2 separate regions of the Mus musculus genome follow, and region 2 is linked to region 1. A link is a loop called in an ENCODE intact Hi-C map of the cell type or tissue named here. Cell type or tissue: heart. All regions are shown on one strand. Links, peaks and the distances in the headings refer to the core of each region. The heading gives the core; the rest is flanking DNA.

What was found. Peaks named below come from ENCODE experiments on the same cell type or tissue, not always from the same donor. Only the 100,000 strongest peaks of a DNase experiment are listed, where the experiment ranks them.
Region 2: it touches region 1 in a loop (2.5-fold over the local background); 2 of 42 quality-filtered maps call a loop at or near these places.

What each region holds. Positions count from the first base shown.
Region 1 is chr4:124,699,332-124,702,226 of GRCm38, reverse strand. It overlaps Fhl3 (four and a half LIM domains 3), which reads right to left and starts at 1,528. Exons shown (of 6, transcript NM_010213.3): 1 at 1,376-1,528. In heart, for the core only: a CTCF peak has its summit at 1,734; DNase peaks (open chromatin) are centred at 456, 1,606 and 2,206; H3K4me3 peaks cover 2,168 bases; H3K27ac peaks cover 2,242 bases.
Region 2 is chr4:124,848,835-124,851,729 of GRCm38, reverse strand. Mtf1 (metal response element binding transcription factor 1) reads right to left here. Exons shown (of 11, transcript NM_008636.4): 11 at 1,930-2,895. It overlaps 1110065P20Rik (RIKEN cDNA 1110065P20 gene), which reads left to right and starts at 1,166. Exons shown (of 3, transcript NM_001347196.1): 1 at 1,166-1,208; 2 at 1,297-1,498; 3 at 1,768-2,245. The coding sequence starts at 1,174. The coding sequence ends at 1,863. It overlaps Yrdc (yrdC domain containing (E.coli)), which reads right to left and starts at 971. Exons shown (of 5, transcript NM_153566.2): 1 at 564-971; 2 at 1-37. The coding sequence starts at 955. In heart, for the core only: a CTCF peak has its summit at 1,283; DNase peaks (open chromatin) are centred at 439, 979 and 1,879; H3K4me3 peaks cover 2,110 bases; H3K27ac peaks cover 2,105 bases.

The DNA of each region.
Region 1 (2,895 bases), core at 278-2,777:
GTGTCCTATCCATCAGAGGGGAACTCTGCCTAGAAATGCTTTGGTAGTGGTGGAAGGGGCAGTCATCCTTTGGGGGGGAGGGAGGGCGAACAGGAGATACACTAGAGCTGGCTGTCTTCCCCGGCTGCCAGCCTGCCATTGGAAGACACCCAGAAGTCTTTCCAATTACCCATGCCAACTGCTCAACCCTTTAGTATATCCCCCTTCCCCGCCTCCCGCAACCCCCCCCCCCCGCCCATCCCAAGTCCAGGAGGACCCTGGCCAGACCCCACAGCTGTAACTCAGAGAAGACCCCTCCCCCTTGACAAGAGACTTAGGGGAGAAATTAGAGCCCCCCCCCAACCAGGCACCAATCCCAAACTCTCCACTGCCCCTCTTCCCCACAGGGCCTGGAAGTCAAAGCAGTTTAGGGCGAAGGGAGCAGATCCTGCAGCTGCTCCGAGAACAGGAGAGGGACATTTCATTCACCCCAGAGTCCCCTAGGGCTGAAGCAGAGCGTCCAAGATTTGAGTTTAAAAATAAGTTGGCGCTGTCTTAGTGGCTGTGTGTGTATGGGGCTCTCTCTCTCTCTTCAGCTCAGCTTTACAGCCTCAGGTCCTCTGCCTCCTGGGGGATGGGCTGGCTAAGAGTCAATTTCCCCCTAGCCTTGCCTCCACCCTTTCAAGCCTGGGGCAGCTGTCAGTGAACACACTAGGTGTCTCTCCTCAGCGAACTCTAGCCTCCACTCCGTACCTCTCAGTACCCTTGAGCTTAGTCAGTACCCGTCTTTGTGTTTGGGTGAAGGTGTTCCTGTATCTCTGGAGCTGTGTCCCAGTAGGGCCTCCACTCTGGGGATCTCTATCCCTGTTCATATCCAAGTCTTGGTCTCTCTCGACGTCTCTATGTCTCTGACCTGAGAGTCTCTTTAGGCCTCCGGGAGGCAGATTTAGCGCTAGTCTAACAAGCTCCAGCCTCGGGGCCCTCCAAGGCCCTGGGAAGGGTGCTAGCAATGAGTTCCCTGGGGCCATACATTTGCTTCTTAAAATGCTCCCCAGAACCCGGGTCCCCGCCGTGCCTCGAGAAGTTCATCCGGCCATTCTCTGCCCTCGTTGGAGTGGTCCCGGTAGCCTCCTGGGGCGCGCGTCCTTGTCTGTTCTACCAGGCTCCCTAAGAGCCTCAGTTTCTCCAACCCTGCTGATCTCTGTAGCTTTTCTAGTTCAAACTTGGTCCCCACCCCTTGCAACTCTGGCGGTCCCCGCCCGGCCGGGAGGCGCGGAGCGGTGGGGTCCGTGCAGGCGCGTGGGGTCCCGAATTCGGGATGCCCCAGCAGAAGACAGGGGTGAGGGGCCCAGAGAGCGACCCTGGTCCGAGCGCAGCTGGGGCGGGGGACTCTCACCTCGAAGCGGGCGCGGGAGCTGGGCGCGCGCGGCGTGGGTGGGGCGGGAGCCGATCGCCCGGCGGCTCCTACCTGTGGGCCAGGCGGAGGGGGGCCGAGAGAGCAGCGGCGAGGTAGCCGGCTGCGACTGACTGTGTGGGCGAGTGGGCGCGCGGCCCTAAGCCTCCGAGGAAGTGCTCGGGCCCGCCCCGCCCGGACCCCGCCCCCGGGCCCCCAACCCGCCCGCAAGGGCCAGACCCCGCCCCCTCCTGCCTGCGGCGAGCCCAGCCCAGTCGAACCTGGTGCTCTGACCTCCTCGACCACTCCTTGCTCGCCCCCTGCAGCTTAACCCGCCTCCTGCGCCCTTCGGACCCCGGGGGACGGCTGGAAGCGATCTCAGGCCAGGGGTGCAGAGCTCCTAGGACTAGCTAGAGTCCATCTGGAGACCAGACCTCCCTTCCTCTTTTCCCTCTAGCTCATCCCCAGATGTTACACTAAACCTTAGCTTGGGAAGGAGGCCTTAATCCAGCCGGCTGGAGGCGTGGTTTTGATTCTGCCTTACCAGCGGAGATCAAGGTTTTTTTTTTTTTTCTAGAAACTTGGGCTAAAGAGAGCGAGCCTTTATCCTCCTCAATTTCAAAGGGCTTTATTCTATAAGCGACTGGCGAAAGCACAGGCAACAACCTCCCCATCCTCAACTGTGCCCTGGCACTGAGGTTTCTATAGTGCCCAGGAATAGTTTTGACCTTTGAGGCTCAGGGAGACCCTAATCCTCGGCCTCCCTGGCTTTGGGTTTCTCGAGAGGGTGTGTGAACAGTGCGAGTGGTTGGTGCAGGCAGGGGTGGTTAAGAAGGGAGGGAACTTGTGCAGTTTTTGATCCTCCAGCTTCTACCCTATTCCGGGAAGGGAGGACTAGTGTCTGCCAGGGACACGAGGCCCATCCAGGTCCTTGAGGCCACCCCCCTTGGGATCCTCAGGCTTGTCACTAGGAATAAATAGCCTTGATCTGGAGGGCGGGGTGGGGGTGGGGGAGCTCTGTTGTGCTGTTTGCAAAACAAGAGACAACAAACTAACCCTGGTAATAACCTTTGCGTCTCGGGGATGATTCAGATGTCCAGAGAGGCCCCCCCTAATTCAAGGCTGCATCCAGCCTTGCTAGCATTTTGGGGATTAAGACCCTTCAAGGCTGGTGTGGCGCCTTCCCTTCTGTATCAGGGGTCTGGTTGCTAGGTCCTAAGACAGCCTCTAGGCCAGGTTTTCTTTCAGAGTTAAAGGATTGCTTAAATGTTGTTGATTCTTAAATTGCAAATGCCACGAGGGCAGAGGTTGGGTCGGTTTTTTTTTTTTTTTTTTTTCACTACTGCATTCCCAGTATCTACTCCAGTGTTTGACCTGCAGTAAATGAGGGATGAATGTCACACACTGCTTTCATTTGGACCCCCTGCCACTCCCTGCCAGGCACCTACTATCAGACAGTCTGAGGGTGAGCCCTTCCTCTGGGACTTGTCTCCCAGGTCTAGGGAGCTCTATGTACAGGAATG
Region 2 (2,895 bases), core at 165-2,664, 150 kb before region 1:
TTCCAGGAGCTCCCTAGGTACTCTCACCTGACAGTACCTGCAGGCAAAGGAGCACAAATCCTCTCCAAATCACCCTGATGGACCTTTCCTGGGGACTTAAGGCAGATGCTGGAGAGGGGTCCCCTTCGCGTGTATAATGAACGAGATCTACCTGACTCTCTACTCCCTCTTCCTCGGAGTTCTGGCAGAAGACAGACTCCACAGAGTACCCTGGGCTTTAAGTCTATCCGCCTGTCTTGGGGGACAAAACCACAGCGCCGTGGCACGTGGATACAATCTCAATCCGTTTAATCATCTGGAAGGCGTTACCCCGAAACGGGCCTCCCCTCCGCCCATCACAAGGGCACCGGGAGAAGAGTGCCATGCTCGCCTAACTCAGCTTCTCGACCGACTGTCTAGAGCGGATCTTGGCGAGCCGTCAGCGCTCCCGACCAATCTCCAGTTCCGGATTCCTCCTCGGGGAGCAAGGACAAGCCCCTCCCGCGCTCGGCGGACGCCGCGGTCTCCCGAGGCTGTCACCGGAAACCCCTCCCGCGGGGCCGCCCCCAGCGGGGCCGCCTCACCTGTAGACGTCGGCCACGCGGCCCAGGCACACGGCCAGCGGCTTGGCCTCGCTGCGGCCTTTGAGGCGGTACACGCAACTCAGGGCCGCCGAGCTGCTCGCCGAGCAGGCCAGGCCGTAGAGCGTGTCGGTCGGGACCGCCACCACGGCGCCGGCGCGCAGCTCGGCCACGGCGGCCCGCAGCGCCTCGGTCCAGCCGGAGCGCTCGGGGCTCGCGGCTTCCACGGGCTCGCTCTCCGGAAGCCGCAGCAGCCGGGCCCCCGGCAGCGCCGGAGCGGGCTCAGGAGGGCGTAGGAGGCGGCAGCCGCGGCCAGAACTAGCCGGCCCGTCGCTCAACCCCATGCCGGCCGCCACGGCGGCCCTCAGCCCCGCGCACGGACGCGCCGTAGACATCCGTGCCGAGCCGCTTCCGGGAGGAAGTGACGCACGGACGCAACTTCCGGCCCGCGAGGCTCGGCCCCGCCTCCGCTCCCGGCCGCTTAAAGGGACCGCGACCCCCAGGCGACTTGAAGGAGAACGGTGGGGACGGGGCGGGGCTCGGCTTAGCGGACTCCTCGCGCGGCGCGGGGGGCGGACTGCGGAGGGGTGGTGAGCGGGTGGCACGGGCGGCGATGGAGTGGGGTCCCGGCGCAGGCTGGTCACGGGGGTGAGAGCGGGCCGGCGGGGCGGTGGGTTGGGGCCGCGACCTCGCGCCGCCTAGCGCCGGGCCCTGACGCCGTCTCTCTCCCGGGCAGGGAGGCTGCCGGCGTGGACCGTGGGAAGGCGGGGTTGGGGCTCGGCGGGAGGCCACCCCCGCAGCCGCCCCGAGATGAACGCGCCCAGCAGCTGCTGGACGCCGTGGAGCAGCGGCAGCGGCAGCTTCTGGACACCATCGCCGCCTGTGAGGAGATGCTGCGGCAGCTGGGCCGCCGGCGCCCAGAACCGGCTGGTGGCGGGGTCAGTGCCCAGTGCCCTCTCCGGGCTGGACCTGGGGAGGTGGGCGCTTCCCACTCACTGCACTGGTCTAGCTCGCGCTCCCCACCCCCACCCCGCTCCAAAGGAGGCAGGTGGAAGAGCATCCCCACCGCTTAACTTCCTTTGATCTGAGCGAGGTTTTGAAAAAGCATGGTACTGTCGAGATGCCAAGTGGCCTTATTCTTGTGGGGCCTAACTTAAGGCCTTTCCTCCGGGCTCATCCCCCCTCCCCCCTTTTCTGTTCCAACTAGAACGGTTCAGCCAAGTCTGGAGCGCCGCCCCAGCCATCTGTATCGGCCAGAGGTGGCCTTCCAAAGGATGCTGGCGATGGAGCCTCGGAGTCTTGATCATACCCTAGCCGGGCACCCTGACTTCTGTCCCTTTCCAGGGCCAGTGGCTGGACTGTGACCAACTCCCTTCACTAAAAGGGGCCAGTCTTCACGGGCAGTTGCTGGTACTTGGCCCTCAGCCTGGGATGGCAACTCTACTAGCAGCTGGGTTCACTCCCACGTCGTCCTGGCTGAAGGCAGTACTGTGCTTTGAAATGGAGCCAACAAACATCCAGTCTTGAGTACTCGGATTCAGGAAGCCAGCAGTGCTGGCCAGAGTGGTCTGGCCTGCTTTGGGGGTTCCAGGTGGTATTACATGTTCATTTCATGCTTTGGGGGCTCTCAGCCCCACAAAACACTTGAGCAGAGTCTTGATTAAAAGGAAATCTGCAGACCCTGGTGACTGACCTTTCTTTTCTGTCCCTCCAAGACTTGATGGCTGGGAGTGGGAAGAGAGTGTCAACCAGGGACAGGGATGGGAAGTAATGCCACATGTACTACCAGATTTAAATAAGCATTTAATTAAGATTTCATTAGTATTTAATATTGCTTTTTCAATTCCAAAAAGTTAAATTTTCACTTCATAGCAGATATTTTAAAGTACAATATTAAGTTTATACAAAATGAGCAATTAAGCAAACACTATTATTTCACATTCTTCAAAAATACAAATTCGTATTTATTCTTTTTAGGGGTTGGAGGTTTCTTCCTTTGGAAGTACTGAACCTGTAACGTTTTCATATCGCTCAGTGGAAGTCCGTTGTTCCCATGTTTTACATTTAAAATAAACTTGGTACTTTTACATAATTCAAATAAAACTATTTGGGACTTAAAAACTTGTCACCAAGACCACTGGCCAATGATTAGTTTGTGTTAGAAAAGAGTTTGTGGCCTTTTCTGGCTAGATCTGAGCCAGGCAACCAGAAAAGCCCGTTTTCCAGCCACCTTCCCCAAACTGCAACAGGGAATTCCCAGGAAAAGGGACTAGCTACCTGGGACTCCAACCTCAGTGACATTTTCTCCAAAGCACAACCAAAGATGCAGGCTGTT